2 separate regions of the Homo sapiens genome follow, and region 1 is linked to region 2. A link is an interaction called in ENCODE POLR2A ChIA-PET data of the cell type or tissue named here. Cell type or tissue: GM12878. All regions are shown on one strand.

Region 1 (8,000 bases), 260 kb after region 2:
TGCCGACATCACTAACACATAGTGAGCCCTCAATAAATATGAGTTGTTCTTGTTATTGGTGTAGGTGCCTTTGACCAAAGTCAAGGAAACAAATTTCCAAAGTTTGAACTCCTTTATGTGCTACAGTAAAACCTTTTTGGATTTATTAAAATAAATGTAAATAGGTAAGCTTCTTTCTATGCTTCGGGAAGAATATTTGTTATAATACTGGGAGGAATTCAGTTATATCATTAAGAGCAATAAATGTCTAATAGTTCTTAGATGGCCAGCTTTAGGTTCGTGTAGAGGTAAAATACACTATCTTTACAGGCCAAGGCCAAGGTTTAATCTTAGCTGTGTGGTCTTTGGCAAATTACTTAACCTCTCTGAACCTCAGCTTCCTTACATGCACATTTGGTAAAATAATATTTACTTTTCATGATTGCTGAGAAGTAAATGAAACCATAAATACAGAGGACTTGGCACAATGCCTAACACAAAACCTGGATTGGTATTCTTGGGTGAATATTTTATTGTTATTTTGGAACTGATGATTTCAAAGTATAGTACTGTTAATTTTGTTTTTCATTTTAATGGTGCTGTCTATAGCTAGCATTTCCCCATTCCCTGTCTTCCTTAATTCCTTAATGTACCTTCCCTGTTTAGTGTAAAACCTTGACTTTTTCATCCCCTTTTGAAAGCATTTTTCCAGAGCACATTTTCGTTATGTCTTACTGGGCTGTTTATCTGCTGGTGAGTTAGCCTGCAGTCCTGGCCTTGTCAGGACAAGGAGGCGGCCCATTCTTTGTCCTTTTGCGGATTTCTTGTTTAGTAGGGTCAACTGCCACCTTGGGAAGTCTCCTTTTCCCAGTGAAACCTAGAGAACCTTCCCCTGGAGAAACTGCCTTCTGATGGATTATCTTATCAGTATTTCTTGCTGTCATTTCCAACACTGTAAATTATGATCCCATCATTGCCACCAAGTGGCTGCATGAAATTTCATTTCCTAACAATATCTAAATAAAGTTCATAAGGAACAGAGATCTTGTGCTGAGTGAATAACAAGCTTCTTGCATCAGGGAAATAGTACCTTCCGAGTGACCCTTTCACCAAAAGGGTGAGAACGTGGCAGTTCAGTAAGACACTGCCTGGGTTTGAATCTCAGATCTGCCACTTACTTCCTTTGTAATTTTGAGCAAGACATGACTTCTCTATGTCTCAGTTTGACCATTTATAAAATGGGATGTAATACATACAAACCACTTAGAACAGTACCTGGCACTGAGTAAACACCTGAATAAGTTCAAGGAGAGTGTTACATGTGAAGGGAAGAATCTTGCTTCTCATTACCTGCTTTGTTATTGCTGCCCTGGGTCATCTCTTTCCAGGGTGAGGCCTTGAAGCTGAATGAAGCCTAGGCAAGTACAGTGGGCACAAGAAGGAGACAGGAAAATCGTGTGGGTTTTTTACCAGTGCAGCATTTCTACCCACTGGACCACACTCCCAGGCCCCAAGCCAGAGGAAAGCACTGTGAGCAAGAAAAATTAATTCCCCCATCTCAGAGCCTGGAGTGTTAACACATCAGCACTGCTGAGAAGTGGTCCTTAATTCACTTAATCATTAACCACAGGTGTCCCAGTGTGTCCTGTGAGCAGTGGCTGGCTAGTTGGAGGCAGCACAGCTTTTTATTCCTGGATGTCATTAGCATCAACACAAGATTGAACACTTTCTAGCTGGGCTTTTGCTCTGTTATTTCAATAACTGAACAGAAATTATGAAACAGCTGGGAACCATCCTGGCAAACCAGATGCTCATTGTCCAGGACAAAGCGTGCCCATGAGCTTTGGATAATGGTCAGTAATCGCATGCACATGTAAATCACACTTGTGTTTCAGGGAGCCGTGTCATCTGCATGGATATAAGGAACCCCACCTCCCAGTGGATCGCAAAAGGGCTTCTTGTTCTAACTTACGTGTTGTGCCAAAGGAGTTCTGACTTTGTCCGCTTTGTCACCTGGATCCTGTGATGGGAGGGATTTCCTGCCACAGTGCGGGAGTTGGGCTGACATCCCTATTTTGTAGTGTAAAATGCTACTGAAATCTGGAGTCCTTTTGCCCAGGCTCCTGCCTACGCTTTTAAGACATAGGAAGGTAGAGTACGCTAGTGTTTTATACTTAACAGCATTTCATACTGAAAAAAAACCTGGAGTTAGGCAGTTGCTGATCCTTGGTGTATCTAGAGTACCTTGCATGGAAGGTAGGGATGGCTTTTTAGTGCCTGCATGCAATGGACATCACACAGACCTACCCTCCGTTGTCTAAGGTCTTCACAGAACCACCTTTATTACATCTAGTCTGTATGTTTTGTGTGTTCACAGTCTTCTTAGTTATTCCTAACCATAGAACTATGACAACAAAATAGTTTCACATGAAATCTTATTTCACATGACATTTAAATTGAATTGCTTTTATTTTGATTCTTGTTTTCTTTAGTAAGTGGTTTTATAGAATCATAGAGGCTGGGGAATATTAGGAACCTCAAAAGTGATCTCAGCCAATTCTTCTCTCAAAGCAAGAATTCCTTTTGCAATATTCTTCAAACAGGGTTATCTAACCTGTTTAACATATAATCTTTCCTTGTATGTCCGTGGGCTTGAGGCAGCACATTCTATTTTTGAACAACTCCTAATGTTGGAAAAGTTATCTTTTCGTTGATTCGAGTTCTTGTGATATCCCTGCATTAATACAGGTTGTGCCAAATAAAACTGAAATTCCCTGCATATCTGCCCTAGAAATGTGTGAAGACATTAATAATGTTTTCCCACAAATGTTACCAGTTCCTGCAACCTTTCTACGTATAAGTTAGCATCTTTAGTATCATCTCGGGAGTACTGGAGTGGCCCTCTCTGTAAATACTGTATTAATAAACTGGTTTATAACTGGCTTGTCTTCATAGGACTCAGTCTGAGGGTCTCATACTAAGGCTTCAGAATGATGACAGTAGGAATTTGGGGGTTTCATCTGCATTTGACTTTCACACTAACATTCAGAGTCGTAGGTACTAGGGATGTCCATTAGGCCATTCTTGCTCCTCTGTATGACACCTGGGAAATCCCGTGTGACTGTTCTCCCAGGAGAAACTGAGGCTCAGAGACACTAAGGAGTTTGTGAATAATCACATTGACTAGCATCCATGGAAGAGGCAGGATGAGAATTCTTCTGCACCGCTTCGTGAAGCTCAGTCTGTTTAGAACTGTCATGCCTCTTTCAGTGTCCGCAAAGACCAGCTTGCACACATGTGCTTGACAGTGCTTAGCCATGGGGCTGTCTGCTAATCAAAAGTTGGCCTGTGAGCACAAAGAAAAGGCTTCACTTAGGCAGTTAATTTTTCAGGAAAGCTCTCAAAGGGTAGGTTGGATAGTTTATCTCTCATGGTGTAAAGTAGGTGTAGAAAGAAAGGAATGAGTTATATCTGGCCTGTCTAGCTTTCCCAATGTTCTCTGATTACTATTTCTGAGAACATTGGGAAAGCTATGGTAGCTTTAAGGTAGGTAACAAGTTAAGGTAGGTAACAAGTAAAGATAGAAAGAGGGGAAAATGGCAACTTTAAAAAGCATTAGACAGTATCTTTTACTTTGTACACACAGATGCTTCTTGTGGACCCAAATGAGGCAGCATGGCAAGAGTCAGGCATGGAATATAAATCCTGGCCTCGCACTTACCAACCGAGTGAACTTGGGCAAGATATTGGCCTGGATGTGCCTCAGTTTCCTTAACTGTCAAATGGGGGTGATGACAGTATTACCTGCCTCAAAGGGTTCTGGTGAGAATTAAATGAGTTAATATGAGTACAGTGCTTGGCATCATAGGCTGCACTACGTAAGTGTTCTTCATTATGCATATAGTTATTATTATTTTTGTTTTTATTTCATTGTCATATAGTGAATTCAGAGGTGCCAGACTGCTTCCTCATCACTCTTGTGTCCTTACATAAAAAAAGGTTTGGAACTCCAGTTTTAGTCACAAGGAATCATGCCCTTACCCTATAGTCATTGGTTTGCAATGATCTTTCCAAAACTAAAACTTTAGCAACGTTAAATGGGAAAATGGAATGCCCAGAAGCTGGAATACCTCTCATCACAAGTATAGCTCCCGTGAAGCTTATACAGAATGGTCCTATTTAAAGTGAGGGGGCATGTGTGATGTGCAGTCAATTCAAAAGACCACACTGGGTCCTTTCATTCTGAGTGTCTTTGAACAGAGAGCCCCTGGGTGGAGGGGATGGTTTGAGGTACTTCCCAAGGAGCCTGACTTGATCTTGCACCAGCCGTTTTCCTGTCCTCTGGAGGCCAACTCGGGTCTTCCACAGTCACAGTAGGGTTTCCTCTCACCGCTTTCAGGAGGTCACCCAAGATGAAAAGCAACAGGAGCTCTCCAAGGGCAAATAAGAATTCTGCTTCGTTTCACTCTGAATGGTTAGATTTTTGCTTTGCAATGTAGCATAACCTTGCTCAGACTCTTAGAATGAACAGATTTGCAAGATTACTTAATCTATACCCTCATTGAAAGTTTAGCTGAAGGTGACTTACTCAAGGTCAAACAACATTCACTCATTCGTCACTTTTTTTTTTTTTTTTTTTTGAGATGAAGTCTCACTCTGTCACCCAGGCACAATCTCGTACAGTGGCACGATCTCAGCTCACTGCAACCTCCGCCTCCTGGGTTCAAGCAATTCTCCTGCCTCAGCCTCCTGAGTAGCTGGGATTAGAGGCACGCACCATCACACCCAGCTAATTTTTGTATTTTTAGTAGAGACGGGTTTTCACCATGTTGGCCAGGCTGGTGTCAAACTCCTGACCTCAGGTGATCCGCTCGCCTTGGCCTCCCAGAGTGCTGGGATTACAGGTGTGAGCCCGGCCATCAAACACATATTTACAGAGCGCTGCTACGTGGTCTTCAGTGTTCGTATTGGTGGCAGTGCAGGACCAGAATCTAGTCTGTTTCCAAACCATTTTATTCTTTCCCCAAGCCCTGTTGCCTCTCTTGCCTACCCCTCTATCCCAATGACACGTTGCATTGCAGCTATAGGATATTAATTCTCAGATGTGGATATCACTTGGGTCCATATAATGGGAAATATGATGTATATAAAAGATGGACCAGGGCCAAGATTTGTTTCTCATTTTTTGGCTTATTATGACTTTTCCTCATTCCAAAAGGAGGAGTTAAGGTGGCTTAAAGAGATTAATACAGCAATTAAAAGTAAAATAAACAAGAAGACAATGTAGAAGGGAACATAAAGTAGAACGGAGAAAGAAGATGCAGGCAGGAGCGGGGTCAGTGCACAGAATGCCTGCACAACATGGCATCCAGCGCTGTTGCCCAGGGCGGTCACCAATCTGCTCTGAGGCCTGACACATGAGAAAAGAGACAGATGTGAAGTGGTTGAGATTCATGTTGTCCATCAGATAAGAGTAAACCAGTTACTCAGACAAGCTTTCTGAGATCACACTGAAAACTATACACTTGCCTAGTAAGTAGTGCAATGAATAATGTCTGAGGCAATATTCCTGGCATAAATGCAGTGGTTAGCTTTATTCAGCTATTTTGAAGACATCATAAAATGCAATTTTATGGCATTGCAGTTCATCAAAGTCACTTCTATGAGAGCTAGAACACCCTGGTGTAGGTGCGTACTTTTCTGCTTATCTAAAGTAATCTAAGAAGAGCATTTAAACAAAAAAAAAAAAAAAAAGGAAAGACTGACTCCACAGCCCTTGTGAGGAATATGCATGAGGATTATCTCTTAAAACTAGACCTCTAATGACAATTCAGAATTTAAGGGTTGAGGTGATATTCTCTGCAAAGAATTTAAACAGCAAAAATTCTACATAGCCAATTTGGGATAAATGCATTACCTTTGAGGGCCCCCTGAACAGGTGGGACAAAATTACTATTCCCTCATTAAAATTAACTAACAAATTCACATGCTTGAAAGTGCAGCCACACAGCCTCCACCTAGAGGTAGCGTGAGGGGAGCATTCATAGGGAGGATCAAAACTGCCCCCAATAGATCCCCAGATCCAGCAATCCCACCACTGGGTGTATAGCCAGAGGAAGGGAAGTCTGTGTGTTCAAGAGATAGCTGTGGCCGGGTGCGGTGGCTCACACCTGTAATCCCAGCACTTTGGGAGGCCGAGGCGGGCGGATCATGAGGTCAGGAGATCGAGACCATCCTGGCTAACACGGTGATACCCCGTCTCTACTAAAAATCCAAAAAATTAGCCAGGCGTGGTGGCGGGCGCCTGTAGTCCCAGCTACTCGGGAGGCTGAGGCAGGAGAATGGCGTGAACCCGGGAGGTGGAGCTTGAAGCGAGCTGAGATTGCACCACTGTACTCCAGCCTGGGCGACAGAGCAAGACTCCATCTCAAAAAAAAAAAAAAAAGAGAGAGATAGCTGTGCTCCTTTGTTTATTGCAGCACTATTCACAATAGACCAGATATGGAATGAACCCAAGTGTCCATCAGTGGATGCGTGAATAAAGAAAATGTGGTACTTACATACAATGAAGTACTATTCATCCATAAAAAAGTGAGATTCTGTTGTTTGCAGCAACGTAGATGAACCTGGAAGACATTATATCAAGTGAAAGATTCCAGGCACAGAAAGACAAATACCATATGATCTCACTCACTGGTGGAATCTAAGATGTCACTCTCATAGAAAGAAAGAGTAGAACAGTGGTTACCAGAGGATTGGCAGGGGGCAGTGGTGAGAGACTGGTCAATGGGTGCAAAGCTATAGACGAGAGGAATAAGTGCTGGTGTTCTATTGCATAAGAGGATGGCTGAAATTCACAATGTATTACATATTTCAAAATAGCTATAAAAGGTTTTTGAATACTCTCGTCACAAAGCAATGGTAAGTGTTTAAGATGGTAGATATGCTAATTACACTGACTTGATCATTACATAATTTATACATGTATGTAAACATCACATTGTACCCCATAAATATGTCCAATTATTACATGTCAATCATAAATATTTAAAATAAGAACTTTTAAATATTTCATGCCTTTCTCTAATGTCTAAAATAAGAAATTTAAAATATCTTAAAATAAAAATAAAAAGGAATTGTCCTAAAAAGAAATCATCCTTGGCGAACATCAACAGAAGACAAAAGGGACATGAAGTCCCTGATTATCTACTCCATAGAGTAAGGCAACAATTGTTAGGGCCTGGAAAACTTTAACAGTAGGTTCTATCCATCATCTCCCCACCGGAAAAAAAATTAAGAAACTTATAAGAAGCAACTGAATGTCCAATTTTAAGGAATATAACTTTTAGCAATGCCTACAAGAAGACATGGATGAAAATATACTTCTAGGCAGTTCAATATAGGTGGAGAATCTGCCAACAGTTTTAGAGTAGTTGGTTTCAGCCATTCTTTTCTGATAGCAGGACCACTATCTTCATTATGTATAATTTGAATAAGATCTAGGAATGCTATTTGATTCTCCCCTTTCCCTTTTTTTCCAGTTTAGACTCTTATTCCCTTATTTTTCATGCCTTTCTCTAAGATGGCAAACAGGTACATTCCAGTGCCAACTGTAGGTGGCTCTTTTTAGAAGAACATTCTCCAGTTCTGTCTGTGTTCAATATAAAAGAATGTTCCAGCCAATAAGAGCTACTTAAGAAGGGCATCAAAGAGTAAAGGTCTGGTACAAAGCTCTGCAGGGCTCTCCCCTCTTCTATTACTTAGCCAGTTTGCAGTATTCAACACAACAAATATCACTGGTGGCTGGCCTGATATGGAAACAATGGGAGATAAAAACAAGTGGAACAGAGATCTTGCCCACACACGGCTTTCAATCTAGATTGCAAAGTTGGTAAGATATACTCAAATAGCCATACTATAAGGTATGGAAAGGTAGCCATACCGTCAGTATTGACAGGAGGAAAAATTCTACAAAGAAATTTAAGAGGATACTGTGTTGTCTTTTCCCTCAAGTTTCTTAC
Region 2 (8,000 bases):
AGTAGCTGGGATTACAGGCATGAGCCACCACGCCTGGCTAATTTTTGTATTTTTAGTAGAGACAGGGTTTCACCATGTTGGCCAGGCTGATTTCAAACTCCTGACCTCAGGTGATCTGCCCGCCTCTACATCCCAAAGTGCTGGGATTAGAGGCTTGAGTCATCGTGCCCAGCTAATTTTTTTTTAATCAACTGATTGGCATTAGGTCCAGTGATGTAACTATTGTAACAGTTGTTGGAGTCATGGCTGTTCCAATCCTAGGGGTTCTGTACACTTGTTCTTTGTCCCATCCATGCACTAATTTTTTTTGTGCATTTATCTTAGTTGTGAGATTTGTTTTTGTTCTTTTGGCTTCATGTATAAGAATCTTTTCAAATTGGAAGAGGTAGAGATTTTAAACAGGGAAATTTATAGGCTGCATTCCTTTATGCAATAGGTACTTATTGGGAGCTTCCTATTGTCAGTCACCTTTTCAAGTGCTGATGATACAGTGGTGAGCAATACAAAGCCCTGCCCTCCTAGATCTTACATTCCAGTGCTGAAGACCAGTTATAAATAGATGAAACATTTGTAAAATGTCTAGTAGTGGTTAAGTGCTATGATGAAACAGTAGGGAAAGTGGTTGCAGAGTGCGTCTGGGGTTGTTAATAAGATTAGATGGTTTGAGGACCTCTCTGAGGAGGTGATATTTGTGCAGAAATGTGAATAAGGAAAGGGAGCAGGCCATGCACTGAGAACCACCCATGAATAGGTACTGAGATGGTACATACTCTGTATGTCTGAGAAAGAGCCAGGCAGCGGGTTGGGCAACTGGAGGGCAGTAAGGAAGGGGGAGCCTGGTAGAAAACTGGTGGAAAACTGGACCAAGGAAGACTGTCCAAGTACAGTAGAGGCTGAGTCTGGTATCAAGGAATCCCAGCAGGCTGATGCTGTGTACTCCTACTCTACTTCTAGGAAAACAGGCTCGAAAGACTGAAAATGGCTAGTTTAAAAACAGAGTTTCAACTGAGGTCTTCCACTTAGTCTCAGGTAGTATAGAACTGCATTAAATACCATTTGACAGATTTGCTTTGCATTATATCTCCAAGGTGATACTATAGATACTTTAACCAAAACACAAATTAGCAGTGGGTTACACACTTTCCAGCTGGGTATCTCTTTGTAAAGATATGCGAATAGTTTTAAATCCTGTGGTGCCATAAAATGAACACTGAAGTAGGAGTTGGAAGATCTGAATCAATGAACTGGCCTGTGGGAAAGCTCTTGAACCTTCTCCAGCCTGAGCAGTCCCACTTAGCACACTGAGATAAACCCCCTGGTTATCTGATTGGGGCTGCTGGAAGCATGCGATGAAGGATGTGTATGAACGTGCTTTATAAACTATGATGCATCCAGCAGGTCTAAGGTATTATTATCATTTAGACCTTTGTTATAGTTTTGCTAAACAGATGCAGTCTATTATCTAGCTCTCATTTGGAAGGGGAATGACAAATAGTTACTTCAAGGTACAATGCTTCTTAAAGAGCAGAATCTGATCAATGCACCTGAAAGAACCTCATGAATTACTCAGCTATTCTTCAAACCAGCATATCTGAACTAAGGGAATGATCACTTTTCATTCCCATTTAAAGCTCCTGGAAATCAGCATGCTCTGTGTGAGACCCTATCTGGGGAATCTTGAGTTTCGATGCTGGCTTAATAAAGTAGAAACAGCTTTGTGCTTCTTGGAGAAGTGGAAATTTGAGAAGGATTGGTACGTCTAAGTTAGGCAATTGGTAAAGATTCATCGAGTCTCTAACATAAATGGGTGGATGGATGGATAGATGGATAGGTAGATAGATTATTAATAGATAGCTGGTGCTGTGGGGGATTAAAAACGTGTGAGAAATGGGTAGTGATAATAATTATAGCTGACATTATTGAGCACTTATATATTACCAGGCATGAATCCCCCCTTCAAACAATGTGAGATAACTACAATTATAATCCCATTTGACAGAGAAGGAACTACGATTTGGAGAAGTTAAGTAGCTTCCTCCAGGTCATACAGCTAGAATATGGCAAGGCTGGGATTTGACTTCAGATCTGCCTGACTGCGAACCTGTACTCTTAACCATGTGCTCTCTCAAGTTGCATATAGTATCCTTGAGGAGGGAGGATTTTTCTCTAAGGAAAGTTACATAGTAGTAAATTATGTAGAAATGAAACTGAAAAGTCTGCACAGGTAGGAATTCAGTAGAAAAACAAAATGGATTAATGGGGGCCAAATTGGTCATGGGAGGTCTGCTGGAAGAGGAGGTCCTTTAGCAGGGTCTTAACAGACTGGTAGGACTTGAACTGGAGGAAATGAGCCAGTGGGTGATGCTGAGAGGATCCGGCCAGTGCAAAGATGCAGAGGTGGGAATGAGCAAGATGTTTATGTTCAGGGACAAGCAGGCAGAGAGGCCTTGTCCTTTATAGAAGAGTTCCTGATGAGGCATGGGGTGGGATATGTGTGTGTGATAGCATTAGAATGGAAATTACTGTGAAAGGTAGAGGAAGGTAGGCCAAAGAGACTGGATTTTATCCTATTAGCATAAAAAATCCTCAGATGGCTCTGAAACCAGCTAGTTATTTAATCAGAGCCGTGTCTGAAGGACTTAATTTGGAATCAGATTTAAGGACCCATTAGAGTTGCAAAAGATTGAATGTAAGTAAAAATATGTATGCGCATATGATATTATCATGTATTTGTGTATCTCTAGTTAAAAATAAAAGGAAAATGCACATTGTTTCCCTGAGTTATGAATACTGCATATGCAAAATCTCCCAGAATTATGCCCATTCCGTGTTTAAAAAGAGGAGTTGAGGCTCTGGAGAGGAAATTCTCGCCAAGGTATAGTTTGCCTGCTTGGCAGAAAATGAGGTGTGCATGTTCCTGATGCTTCCAGGTTTCCTTCCCATTCTTGTGTTTCATTTTTGCTAGCTTGGCTGTGTTCCCTCTGGTCTGCATAACAAAAAAATAGTTACCATTGATTGAAAACCTACATTCTGAGAGTTCACAGCAACCAATTATAAGAATTAGATGGTATTATCCCTATTTTGCTGGCAAGGAAACTGAAGCTCAGAAAGTTTAGAAACTAAAGTCACATATCTAGCACAGTAATTGGCAGAGTTAGACTTAGATATCAGTCTTGTTTAGTCAGAAAAGCCCTGCTCCTTCTTCTATACTTTGTGTGGTGGTTAGGAGTATAAACTTGGGTGTTAGCTCTTGCTTTCTAAGTGCTCTTGGGCAGGTTATTAAAGTTATTTGTGTCTCATTTTCCTCATCTGTAAAATGCTGATAGTCGCAGTACTCACCTGGCACATTATAAGGGCTCAATTAATCTCTTTTATGATTTTTAAAAATGATTGCTTTCTATCACCAAGTTGTTCTGTTGGCTGTAACATTCTGGACCTCAGAAAAAGACTTAAATTTTGGCACAAGGAAAGGAGGAACATCTTTGAAAATTCATTTCAGTTTGTGCACATTAATTTGAAAACTCTAATTAGCTATCTATTTTTTCCCTGGGGTTTTCTTAACCCAGTTTCCACGTTGCTGCTGCTCACCTCTTCCTCTCTGTGTACCTGTCAACAGTGATCACACACTGCTGCTCTGGGGTGGACCCTGTCTGCCTAATGTTGGTTAAGCAAGAAAGAACTTGATGTCTGCCTGTCATTCCTGCCTTCTCTTGAACAGGGACGAACTGCCTCTTCTCCAAGAGAAAGGGTTATTAGACTGGCCATACCTTGTTTTTGGACTTTGCAGAGCAAGGACAACTCAAGTAGGATGGTTTGAAGTTTCTCAAGAAGCCCCTCAGCAGGCTTGAAGACCTGCTATAAGAGCAGGCACCCAAGGCAAAAAAGCCACCAAGCAGTCATCAGGAATGGGTAAAGAAAGGATTCAGACAGAACCAGTTCCTACAGGGCTTGGTCACCGTCTAAAATGGAAAACTTCTCGCCCCATCCTTTGTGTGTTCTTCTAGGGCCTAGAACACCAGAGATATTCATTAACAAGTTGCTGGCGGGGATCAGCTTCGGTGTAATTTCTAAGTGGGGCTTTCCGGGAGCTATGTCTTCCTTGCCTGACTTTAATGAGCAGTTTTATATGCAGATATATTCTTTGGTACTAGTAGTATTGATTTCTCATCCTGATTTAAAATAACCTGAAGTTTTCCTGCTCATCTGAATGAATATTCACAACAGGAATTAAATCTGTATGTCCAGGACTGCATAATTATCTATTCATTTCCGCTTGGAAGACCAGTATAAAAAGGTGAGCCATGAAGTCTTTCGGTGACCAAAATTTGGAATTAAACCTGTTGCACCTCCATGAAAATATTAATAGCTTTTTTTTTTACCCAGATGACATTATAAAATACATGCAATAAATTTATATATTTGATGATTGCCAGTGATCAAAGGCAACTCTTTTTTAATTTTTTCTAATAAATTCCCCAAACTTGGAAGATAGCAGTGAAATGAAAACACACTAAATAATTAACTAGCACAGTTGACCAGCACCACTTTCAATCTCCCAACATTAAGATTATGATTTCTCAGCCAGCCTGGTCAACAGAGCAAGACCTTATCTTTACAAAAAAATTAAAAAATGAAAAATTAGCCAGGCATGATGGTATATGCCTGTAGTCCCAGCTCCTTGAGAGGCTAAGGTGGGAGGATTGCTTGACCTCAGGCATTCGAGGCTGCAATGAGCTATATCATGCCACTGCACTCCAGCCTGGGTGACACAGCGTGAGGCCCTGTCTCTAAAAAAAAAAAAAAAAAGATTATTGATGTTTTACAGGAGTGGACATCTACATGTGCACAAATCTGATCCACTGGGGCTCATTCTGCCATTAGCCCTGTTTGTGATGCAGACCATGCAAGGCAATCTGAGTGTAGTGGATTAATGGTGGCTTCCAATTCAATTCTCCTGTTGAGAAGTGGGGTCTATACCTCCTTCCCCTTGCATCTGAGTGGGTTTGATGACTGATTTGACATATAAAATATGGCAGAAATGAGTCTCTACCAATTTTCCAGGCAAAGTCTTTTTTTTTTTTTTTTTTTTTTTTTGAGATGGAGTCTTGCTCTGTCGCCCAGGCTGGAGTGCAGTGGCGCGATCTCGACTCACTGCAAGCTCCACCTCCCGGGTTCATGCCATTCTCCTGCCTCAGCCTCCCGAGTAGCTGGGACTACAGGCTCCTGCCACCACGCCTGGCCAATTTTTTGTATTTTTAGTAGAGACGGGGTTTCACCGTGTTAGCCAGGATGGTCTCGATCTCCTGACCTTGTGATCCGCCCGCCTCCGCCTCCCAAAGTGCTGGGATTACAGGCGTGAGCCAATGCGCCCAGCCCAGGCAAAGTCTTAAAGAGACTGCAGCCTTCATTCATATCCTGAGAAACCAGCTGCCATGCAAGGAGCTGATTACTCTGAGACCTCCATGCTGTGAGGAAGCTGAAGATACTCATCCAGAAAGGCTGTATGGAGAGAGGTGTCAGCCAGCCTTCTCAGGAAGGTGCCAGACATGTGAGTGAAAAAGCCTTCAGATCATTCCAGCTTCAGCTGCAAAGTAAAAGCTACTAGAACCATGAAAGATAATAAAATTACTACTTAAAGCCACTAAGTTTTAGGGTGGTTTGTTTTCTAGCATAGCAAACCAGAAGATGCTTTTGAGTACTGAGAATTGTGTATTTCTCTTTTTACAGATAGGTGCTGGGACCTCTGTAGTTTGATGTTATCAAAGTTCTTTTAGGATTGGCAGAGGGCCAAAGAACCCTGTATAAATTGCTGCTTCTCTTCTGAATTCTAATTTTTATTTAACTTTGCCTTGCTTGTTTGTACAAAATTGTGGTGAATATAAATTTCCCTTTCTCTGGCATAATATACATGCAAAGCAAGTGTTGCATAGGCCAGAAGAAACACTGGGATAGGTAGGAAAAGCCTACAAATTGGCAGAAAAGACACTAAAAATGATTAGAAATTAAGAATAGTATGGTAACCCATAATATACTGCTTGCACTAAAGATGGAGAGAGACAGAGAGAAAATTTAGTCTTGATTATTTAACATTTGGCATCCTAGATGAAATGACAATTGAAAATGATTAGATGCACAGGATTCTCTGACACCCATGTGATGTATGTGGTGTCTGGGGAGGACGGGAATGAGGTTTCATTCCAGGCTTTGTTTCTGCCCAAACTCATCATCTCAACAATACAGGTAATGGGGGTTATAGAGGCCTTGTTTTGGTCTGTTTATTTTGAACAATTTAAAGTTGGAATTCAGAGTTTACATAGTTGGGAGTTGAAGACCATATACCCCTGTAGTGTACCCATGGCCATTCTAAAAATCAATAAATTAGTCAATAGAAACACATATCAGCTAGAGTAATATTCATTTTTCAGGTTTGGTTTTCTGCTTATCTTTTTATTAGTGGTCAGTGGTAGACTGAGGTCACGTTGTTCCTACAGATGGTGTAAATATCGTTTATCAAATACCTTCCATGTGCCGGACACTTTGCTGGGTGTTGAAGATTGTTAGGCAAGTTTCACCCCAGAGAAACTCACAGAACTTTTGTTCTTAACACTTGTTTTTCTTTATCTTACTACCTGTTTTCCACATATTCAGCTCCTTTTGGATCTTTGCAAGGATATGCAAATATCAAGTTGCTTGTTGCTAATATTTGTCTTTAGCATTTCCAATTCTGGTTTTCTCAAATTTTACCCAAGAGTATGAGCACAGAAATAAAAGCATTAATTAAATGCACAAAATGAAAAAGAAAATAACTATAAAACATAGTTCATCCCCCCTCAGGGACACTTTTATATTAGTGTCCCTGAAGGGGGCTGAACTATGCTTTATAGTTAGCAGTATACAGGTGGGGTAGAAAGAAACTCCCTGAGAGATGCTTTTTACTCTTATTCCCTGATGTGCAGTTGCGAGTGAGGTGTACCGATTGGCACTAATAACAATATCTCCTAACATTTGCATAGCGATTTAAAGCTTTCGCATACTTTATCCTTTGTCAGTTTGCAGTTGAGGCGCCTGATATTTAGAGACGCTTAGCTTGCCATACCACTGGGGTTCAGCCAGAGGGAAAATAAGAAGAGGTGAAAGAGGGTGGTTTGTGTTGTATGTCTGGTAGGTATCAGGCCCTTTAGCATGGCACTTCATTTAATCATCACAACAACCTACTGAGGTGGGTAGTCCCATAAACAAGCTTATCTCACCATTGAGGGAATTGAGGCTCAGGAGGATTAAGTGACATGGCCGAGGCAGTCAATGATGCCAGATGCTGAATTGGATCCAGATCGGCCTGCTTTCTGATGTCTTCTGACCTGCATAGAGAATCTTGGTCACCTGACCCTAAGTAAAAGTCCTTCATGGCGGAATGAATCGGATAGCCCTTTCCTCCAGCCACCTTCATTTGGCAAGTCTAGGCCCTGGCTCCTGTTGCAGCTTCCCTTCATGGCTAAATGAGCCACCGGTATCTTTCATTTCCTAAAAGCTTATTAAATAAGATTTGAAAGTCAGGGCTTCCATAAATAAAAGATCCTTTTTTGCAAAATTTTCCAGATTGAGCGGGGGAAAAAAAAGCCCTAATGTGGTATTTTATTTGTCTATGTGGACTTTTTTTCTTTTCATTTATTTAATAAAGACATAGAATCTATACAAGGTACAGAACATAAACATTATGTGAGAGATGTTATATTTACTTTCATCACCTTTTTTAGAAGAAGCTGCCACCAAAATGGTTTTTTATGGAAATTATATCTTGTTATGAGTCCCATTATACTGTCTTATGATTCCCATTATACTGTCTTATGATTTTTTTCTTTTATCTTCAGCCATTTATGGACATTATTATCTCAGAATGTGTGCCTCAGATAGATGTGTCATTGTGGGTTATGAAAGCTGACTCAGAACCATGATTGCTGAAGGGATTGAAGACGGGAAGCAGCCACGAGGCACCTGAATGT

Evidence for each region. Peaks named below come from ENCODE experiments on the same cell type or tissue, not always from the same donor. Only the 100,000 strongest peaks of a DNase experiment are listed, where the experiment ranks them.
Region 1: POLR2A ChIA-PET joins it to region 2 with 5 read pairs; 2 of 35 experiments call an interaction of 5 or more read pairs at or near these places.

The regions. Positions count from the first base shown.
Region 1 is chr3:171,143,513-171,151,512 of GRCh38, reverse strand. All of the region lies in intron 12 of TNIK (TRAF2 and NCK interacting kinase), which reads left to right. LOC105374216 (a long non-coding RNA gene) reads right to left here. Exons shown (of 5, transcript XR_007096163.1): 4 at 6,540-6,605. Among named protein-coding and RNA genes, the nearest start is that of MIR569, 41 kb to the right of the region's middle. In GM12878, no CTCF peak of the experiment used is centred here; no DNase peak of the experiment used is centred here.
Region 2 is chr3:171,407,873-171,415,872 of GRCh38, reverse strand. All of the region lies in intron 1 of TNIK (TRAF2 and NCK interacting kinase), which reads left to right. Among named protein-coding and RNA genes, the nearest start is that of TNIK, 49 kb to the left of the region's middle. In GM12878, no CTCF peak of the experiment used is centred here; a DNase peak (open chromatin) is centred at 3,642; H3K27ac peaks cover 822 bases.